2 separate regions of the Homo sapiens genome follow, and region 1 is linked to region 2. A link is an interaction called in ENCODE POLR2A ChIA-PET data of the cell type or tissue named here. Cell type or tissue: endothelial cell of umbilical vein. All regions are shown on one strand. Each heading gives the region's core, and the rest is flanking DNA. Links, peaks and the distances in the headings are about the cores only. Region 1 overlaps LOC105370604 (a long non-coding RNA gene). Region 2 has its middle 240 kb from the start of SNORD3P3.

Region 1 (4,414 bases), core at 272-4,271, 130 kb before region 2:
AATGACCTTGAATAGTTTGAGAAGTACTGGTTGGGAACTTTGCAGAATGAACCTCAACTGGGATTTGTGTGATGTTTTTGTAATGATTAGACCGGGTTTATTGGTTTTGTGAGGAAGACCACAAAGACAGAGTATCGTTTTCACCACATCATATCAAATGTGAACTCTATCAAGATGAGTTACCATTCTTGCTGTCAATCTTATTACCTGGCTGAGGTAGTTTTTTTCTTCAGGTTTTTCTATTTTTTACACATTTCTCCCTCCCTTTGCATACTGTATTATTTGGAAGGAAGTCACTATGTACAGCTCATACTTAAGGAATGAGGAACATTACTTTTGAAAACAGAAATTTAGTAGCCTTAACTCAAGAAATATAAGACTGGTTAATTTTGATATTTCTGTCATAGGGTTCATTATATAACCATTACAAATAACATTAAAAAAATCAATTTCATGTCAGGGAAAAATATTCAAACAGAATAAGTGAAAGAGGTACTGCATACAACATAAAACTCATTGCAAAAATATACATATCTAAAACAAAATAGTATGAAAATAGTGTTTATAAGGTCAATTTAAACATCCTTTTATGTTTCTGATTTTCCAAATTTACTACTACTTCTTACTTTATAATCAGAAATGTAGTTTTCAAAAACTAAATTAAGGCACTTTTTCCACTAAAGGGATATGTTTACCAGATGGACTGGACATATTTATGTTGGCTGGACAGTGTACTCACTCCTTGTAATAGGGCTGGAAGTCCACAGACAAATTTTTCTCTGTTCCCTTTGTTTACTGTAATAAGTGATGCCCTAACACACACATTCCCAGACTCACACCTAAGTAAACACATTCTTTCTTCAAGATTCTTTAATAGCATAGAAGTACAACTTTAGAAATACTAATGTTAATATATTACTTAAATCCTAATTGAATTTTACGCTTTTGTTGATTATGCATTAATAGACTTAGATTAAATGAGGGATCTCATCAATTTAAAACTGAAAAAACATTTTTTTGGTTGCTAAGAATATTAGTATATTATCAAACTCTTGCTGCCACAAAATTTGATTAATCTTTCCATTTAGAGAAAATTATCAATCCACATGTTGTTGTAAGAAATTACACAAAGAGATCCCTTATACTTTTTATGCAGTTTCCCCCAATAGTAACATCTGGCAAGATTATAGTGTAATATCACAACCAGAACATGGACTTTGGTACAATCCACTGATCTTACAAAAAATGTTCTCAGTTTTACTTGTATTCATTTGTGTGTGTGTGTGTGTAGTTCTACGCATTCTATCAGAGGTGTAGATCTGTGTATCTACCACCATAGTCAATACAGGAACAGTTCCATCACCACAAGGATATCTCATGTTTATCTTTTATTACTGTACCCACTCCCTTCTGACCACCAGTTTCCATGTCTAATCCCTAGAAACCACTAATCTGTTGATTTCTGTAATTTTGTTACTTCACAAATGCTATATAAATAGATTAATATAGTCTGTGAGCTTTTGAGATTAGTTTTTTCCCCTCACTCAGCCTACAGCCTTTGAGATTTATCCAAATTGTTGCATGTAACGAATCTCCGAAGACTGCTTAGACCCCTGCTCGTACTCCCCATAACGTAGACCTCTAGGATAGTCACATTCCTGATTTTTGACACCATAGAGCATTTTTGTCTACTTTTGAACTTTACATAAATAGATTTCCATAGTCTGTACTTTTGCATCTGGCTTCTTTTGTTTAACATTGTGTTTGTGAGATTAATTCAAAATCTAGCCTTTCATGGCATGTAGTAGGGTTTATTCATTCTCACGTTGTGCAGTATTCCATTTATTAATCTATCAAGTCACCCATTCTACTGTTAACTACATATGTTTCTTGTTTTTAGATATTATGAATAATATTGCTATAAAAATTCTTGTATGTATTGCCCTGCGAACCCATTGAATCATTTCTTTCGAGTGTACCCTTATGAGAAGAATTGCTGGCTCAGGTAGTATGCATATATTCAGCTTTAGTAGATGTGACCAAATAGTTTTCCAATGTGATTGTGCTAATTTCTGCTCCCACTAGCAGTGTATGAGAGCTACCTATCCAAATATGTGTTGTAAATTTCCTTTCTTTTTACACTGGAGAAACTGAGATTGAATATACTTAAGAGTTTCTTAATGTCACACAACTGAAAGGAAAACTTCCTGGTTTTAACCTAGGTTTCCTAAATCTAGTCATATTCATTTTCTAATTTACTATCATGTCAAATACTTAACTTTTATCACTGTACCTACCTTCTACTTTTTCCATAAGTGAATTTCCATACATTTTGTGCCTCTAATGTTCTTCTACTCAAAGACTAATCCAAGACGATCACAGTTGCTCCCTAACTCTGCCAACTCAGCTGTCTCCTTTTACTTTTTTTTTTTTAATTAAAACAACACACATTTATTGTCTCACACATTTCTTGTCTTAGTTATCATTCTCAGTATCAAAAGTCTCGGAACGGTGGCTCAATGGGGCCCTCTGATTAGGATCTCATGAAGCCTAAAACAAGGCCTGTGTTCCTTTCTAGAGACTTGGGATGAATCCATTTCCAAGTTAATTCAGGTTGTCAGCCAAGTTCAGTGTCTTGCAGCTGTAGGACAGAGGTCTCTATTTCCTTGCTGGCTGTTAGCCAGGAGCCAGTCTTTGTTCCTAGAGCCTGCCTACATCCTTCCTATACTTAATGTGGTGCACCTCCGGCAATGGCAGATAGGGTATCTCTCATGCTTGGGATCCCTCTGACTTCTGCTGCATCTCTCCCTGACTATAGCCACAGAAAATTCTTTGCTTTCAAGAGTTTCTGTGATTAGATTGAATCAACCTGAAAAATCCAGAATAACCTGCAAAGACTCTTTGCCATGTAATGGGGATTAGAGAGTATACATCTTTTTGGGGGAGGTGGGAGCATTATTCTGTCTACTACATTGCATGTATCCATAGTTTGTTTCTTTTTAAAATTTTTTTATTTTTCTATATGTTATTGGGGTACAGGTGGTGTTTGGTTACATGAGTAAGTTCTTTAGTGGTGATTCGTGAGATTTTGGTGCACCCACTACCCGAGCAGTATACACTGCACCCTATTTGTAGTCTTCTATCCCTTGCCCCTCTCCCATCCTTCCCCCCAAGTCCCCAAAGTCCATCGTATCATTCTTATGCCTTTGCATGCTCATAGCTTAGCTCCCACATACCAGTGAGGACATACAATGTTTGGTTTTCCATTCTTGAGTTACTTCGTTTAGAATTATAGTCTCCAGTCTCATCCAGGTCACTGCAAATGCTGTTAATTCATTCCTCTTTATGGCTGAGTAGTATTCCATCATTCACCACAGTTTCTTTATCCACTCGTTGATGGATGGGCATTTGAGTTAGTTAGTTCCACAAAGTTTTCTATAGTGGCTGTACTAGTTTACATTCCCACCAGCAGTGTAGAAGTGTTCCCTGATCACTGCATCCACGCCAACATCTACTGTTTTTTGATTTTTCGATTGTAGCCTTTCTTGCAGGAGTTAGGTGGTATTGTATTGTGGTTTTAATTTGCATTTCTCTGATCATTAGTGATGTCGAGTATTTTTTTCATATATTTATTGGCCATTTGTATATCTTTCTTTGAGAATTTTCTATTCATGTCCTTAGCATACTTTATGATCCGATTGTTTGAGTTTCTTGTAGATTCTGGATATTAGTCCTTTGTCAGATGTACAGATTGTGAAGATTTTCTCCCACTCTGAGTTGTCTGTTTATTCTGCTCACTTGGTATTAGGGTGAGACTGGCTTCATACAATGAATTAGGGAGGGTTCCCTCTTTCTCTATCTTGTGGAATAGTGTCAATAGGATTGGTACCAACTCTTCTTTGAAGGTCTGGTAGAATTATGCTGTGAACACATCTGGTCCTGAACTTTTTTTGTTGGTAATTTTTAAATTACAGTTTCAATCTCACTGTTGTTACTGGTCTGTTTAGGGTATCTAATTCTTCCTGATTTAAGCTAGGAAGGTTGTATTTTTCCAGGGATTTCTCTACCTCTTCTAGGTTTTCCAGTTTATGTGTGTAAAGGTGTTCATAGTAGCCCTGAATGATCTTTTGTATTTCTGTGGTGTCAGTTGTAATATCTCCAATTTCATTTCTTATTGAGGTTATTTGTTTTCTCCCTCTTCTTTTCTTGGTTAATCTTGCTAATGGTCTGTCATCTATATTTATCTTTTCAAAGAACTGGCTTTTTGTTTCACTTATCTTTTGTATTTTTTTGGTTTCAATTTAATTTAGTTCTGCTCTGATCTTGTTTATTTTCTTTCTTCTGCTGAGTTTGGTTTGTTCTTGTTCCTCTAGTCCCTTGAGCTGTGACTTTAGAATATCCATTTGTGCTTTTT
Region 2 (4,414 bases), core at 179-4,178:
GTAACAACGACCAACTGGTATATTGCCATCAATCAATCCATGTGCCTTTATTTTTAGCATACTTGTAATAAGAGAACAAGTGTTTATTCAGAGAGGCAGTATGAAACATAAACTTTAAGGCAAGATTGCCTGAAAGATTGCCTTAAATCCTGGCCTCATTACTTAGCAGCTGTGTGGCCTTGGGCATGTGTCTTACTTCTTCCTAAAAAACTAATACTACCTTTTCAATAATATGTTTATGAGGATTAAATGTAAGTTCTTTTTATATTAGCTATGATCATATATCAAGCCCTGCAACAAACATACAAGGAAGTCATTTTTACCTCTATCTTATAATAGAAGAAACTGAGACTTAGAGTCCTTAAGTGATTTGCCTAAGGTCACTCAACATTTAAATAGTGGAACAAAATTTCAAAATCAAATGCATATCCTTCCCCTTCCCAGGCTCCCCAACCCACCCAAAATGCTTTCATCCACTAAATTACGTTCTTTCATTCAGGATATAAATCAGTCTGTCATTTTAAAGATCTCTGAAACCATCATTAGGTTGTTCTTTTGAGAACATATCTCCTATTATTTCTGAGAGGTCGTACATGTTAGCTCATTTAATTCCTTATTCAGGTAAATGAAATCTATTATTTTTCATCTTCTCCTCATTGTAGTGATGAGAATCAATGATCATTATCTACAATATAAAAGGCTTTTGTTATGTGAAAAGCAGTTATTAATTTTAGAGAAGATAACAAATTAAGTCTAAAATTTCACATATACAAGAGCAATTAAAGGGCCTTTGGCCATACAATCTCATTCTCCATGAATGGTCTCTTGACATCTCTGCATCTCATTTTATAAATCTTCCAAATAATTAGTCACCTTATTATATTTACCCAAGGATAATCTCGAAGAGACACAAATTACATATTTATAAAATACATTCTGACTATTGGATGAATTAGCTTTGACAGCGCAGTGCCTTTTTTCCTGCATCTTTTTATTCTAGTCGCGACAGACATATGAAACTTTAAGAAGTACGCTGAAATTTGGATTTTAGTTTTACTTGCTGGTTTTGACAAAAAAAAAAAAAAACAAAAACACAAGGCAAGCAAACAAATAAACAAAAATGAAACAAACAAGAAACCTCTTGTGCCTTTCATTTAAGGAAAAAAGATGTTGAAATTACAAAATGCCATGATCAAAGTCAATTTTTAAATTTCTACAAGCTCAGATTTTGATACAATAATTTTACAGAAAAATCACTCAAATGCATGAATTTGCATTGTTATATGTTTAGAGCTAATCAAGAAAAATTTAATCTTTTTTATTTTGCACTTAAATAAGTAAATTCCATAGATTGGTATCAATATACCAGAGTTTTTTGTTGTTGTTGTTAATTTACCTTATACGATGACTCACATTTCTATCATTATGTTGATAGTAAAATATGAAACTGACCTTAACTACTGACCCCTTGTTTCAAAATGTTTATACTGCTATTGTTATTTAAATATTAGAGGTCTGGATGTTTGTAATAAATCCTTAATAGCTCCAGTCAGGAGGGGTGCTTGGTACTGCTACATGGAAAGTAGTTCAAGACCCAGCCTATTAACAATACTAGATGACGAGTTAGTGGGTGCAGCGCACCAGCATGGCACATGTATACATATGTAACTAACCTGCACAATGTGCACATGTACCCTAAAACTTAAAGTATAATTAAAAAAAAAAAAAAAAAAGCTCAAAAAAAAAAAAAAAAAAAACAATGCAGGCTCTTAGTTGGAACCCTTATACTTAGGAGTAGTGGAGAATCAGAGGCAGATCTAGTCTTAACAAAAACTACAAAACGGCTTAGAGTCAGTTCTGACCTTGAGCAAATTAAGGTTATCTGCCCTTACTCCAACTGATCTACAAGAAATAAGATGAATCCTCACAGAAAAAGGTAACAACATTCTGAGATTCTACAAGTTACCATATGTAATATTTGACATTCAATAAAAAATTGCTAGGAATATAAAACATAAGGCCAAGAGGAAAATAAAAATACAGATGACCTGGTTATTGGAGTTATCAAATACAGACTTTAAAATAACTTAATGTTTTCAAGAAAATGAATACACAATGGATAGGTTTTCCCTAGAGAATTAAAACCAGTGAAAGAGAATCATATTGAATGTCTAAATCTAAAAGAATTATATTGATTAACATTCAAAATTTAATACATGAGTTGAATGATAACTTTCAGATGTTATTAGACAAACAGAAGATGAGGCAGTTGAATATTTACAGCCTGAAGCATAGAGAGCAGAAAAGGTAATAGCTATGTAAAAGGACACAATAGATAATATGGGGTCAGTAAAGATATATGTAATATATTTGTACTTACTGTCCCAGATGTGTAGGAGAGAAAAAATGAGAGGCAGAAGCAATATTTGAAAAAAAAAAAACTTTTCCAAAACTAAAGACATTAACTTGCAAATTTATTAATTTATAAATTTTGTTTTAAAATCCAAGCAGATTAAACATGAAAATATTCACACCCAAAGGCATTAGAGAAATACTGCTGACTTCCAATATCAAATAACCATTGGAAGAAAAGATTGATTTATTGCCTCAAATCAGTACCAATCTGACATCTAACATTTCAATAGAAACAGTAAAGAGTATAAGAAAGTAGAATTAATCTTATTAAACAAGTCAGTGGGATTATCATTATTATTAATCTCTAAGATGATACAATAAAATAATTTTAAAGCGGCAACAAAGTAAATACATTTTTAGATGTAAAAAAAAGAATTTGTCATCTGTGTACTTACACTAATGCAAATACTAAAATTTTTTTTAATCGGGCAAATAAAAATGATCTGAGATGGAAAAATAGTAAGGCGTGAGGGAATAAAAAGCAATGATAAAGGTAAATGTGTGAGCATATACAAATATCCCTATACAGGACAGCAATAGCAGAATAATAACATTAGTAATAATTATAATAATTATGAGGTGGTTAAGGAGGATATCTTATAAACTATATATTGTGTGCATTTGTGTGTGGAAATTAATAAACTGATTTTAACGTACACATGGAAATGAACAGGGCCAAAATGACCAATATAATCTTAAAGAATAACAACATTGAAAGACTTTTCAGATATTGAGACTTACTATAGTGCCATGGAAATGAAGAACATGTGGTATTGGAGCAAAGAGATATATAGATCAATGGAAAAAGAATAGGGTCAAGAAACAGATTCAGATGCATATAATCACCTGATTTATGAAAAATACTCTACTGAAGTGCTCCAGGGAAGGGATTTTTTTTTTCTTTTAAATAAACAGGACTGAATCAATCAGAAAATTAGAAGTGCATGTGGGAAAAAGTGAATGCTGACCTTTAATTTACGCTAAAGGAAGAAAACTCTTGACTGCTACTTTGTACTTAAGAAGAAAACATAAGAGAACATCCTCATGACTCTGGATAGCAAACATTTCTTAAATAGGACATTGAGAAGTACCAACCATAAAGAAATAGTGATAAACCATAAAGAAATAGTGATAAACATGGACTACATTATGATGAAGAACTCCTGCTTATCAAAAGATACTGTCATGACAATAAAAATCAGGCATGGGGGAAGCTGTTACACATGTATCCTACAAGGACTTCTATCTAAAATATATAAAGAACTTCTACTTATTAATAAACAGCCAACCGCCTCCCCTCACCATAAAAATACGTTAAATATCTTAAAGACAGTTTACAAAAGATGATACATAAATGCCAACAGCCATATGAAAAAATACTCAATATCATTATCATCAAAGAAATGCAAATTAAATTCACAATTAAATATCGCCACACAACACACAGAACAGCTTAAAAGAGAAAAGATTGACCAGACCAAGTCTTCACAGAAGGTGGATAACTAGAACTTTCATAAAACTGTTGTTGGCCTGTCATTTAGTAAAAACACTTTGGAAAATTGGCAGAATCTTCTAAAGCTAAAAATACATATGTTCACTTTTCTACTATTTCCATTCCTAATTATATACTCAACAAAACTGCACACATATGATTAACCAAAGTCATGCATAAGAAGGTTCATGGTAGCATTATTTGTAATAGCCTCCAACTGAAAGCTACTCAAAATGACCACTAACAGTCAAATGGATAAATACATTCTGGTATATTCCTGTAATGGAATGTTGGTATATTCCCCACAATATTTAACAGTAAGAGCGAACACCCTAACTGCTACACAAGAGAAATCAATGAATTTCACAAATACAATATTGAACAAAGGCAACAATATACAAAAGAGGACATACAGTATTATTTTGTTTGTATAAAGGTAAAAATAGCTAAAATGATCTACGAATTTAGAAGTAAGGATAGTGATTACCATAAATGTAGTCACTGGGA

The links. Peaks named below come from ENCODE experiments on the same cell type or tissue, not always from the same donor. Only the 100,000 strongest peaks of a DNase experiment are listed, where the experiment ranks them.
Region 1: POLR2A ChIA-PET joins it to region 2 with 5 read pairs; 2 of 35 experiments call an interaction of 5 or more read pairs at or near these places.

Annotation. Positions count from the first base shown.
Region 1 is chr14:85,163,563-85,167,976 of GRCh38, reverse strand. The region is part of intron 3 of LOC105370604 (a long non-coding RNA gene); the gene reads left to right. Among named protein-coding and RNA genes, the nearest start is that of SNORD3P3, 110 kb to the left of the region's middle. In endothelial cell of umbilical vein, for the core only: no CTCF peak of the experiment used is centred there; a DNase peak (open chromatin) is centred at 2,676; H3K27ac peaks cover 711 bases.
Region 2 is chr14:85,028,699-85,033,112 of GRCh38, reverse strand. No RefSeq gene overlaps it. Among named protein-coding and RNA genes, the nearest start is that of SNORD3P3, 240 kb to the left of the region's middle. In endothelial cell of umbilical vein, for the core only: no CTCF peak of the experiment used is centred there; no DNase peak of the experiment used is centred there.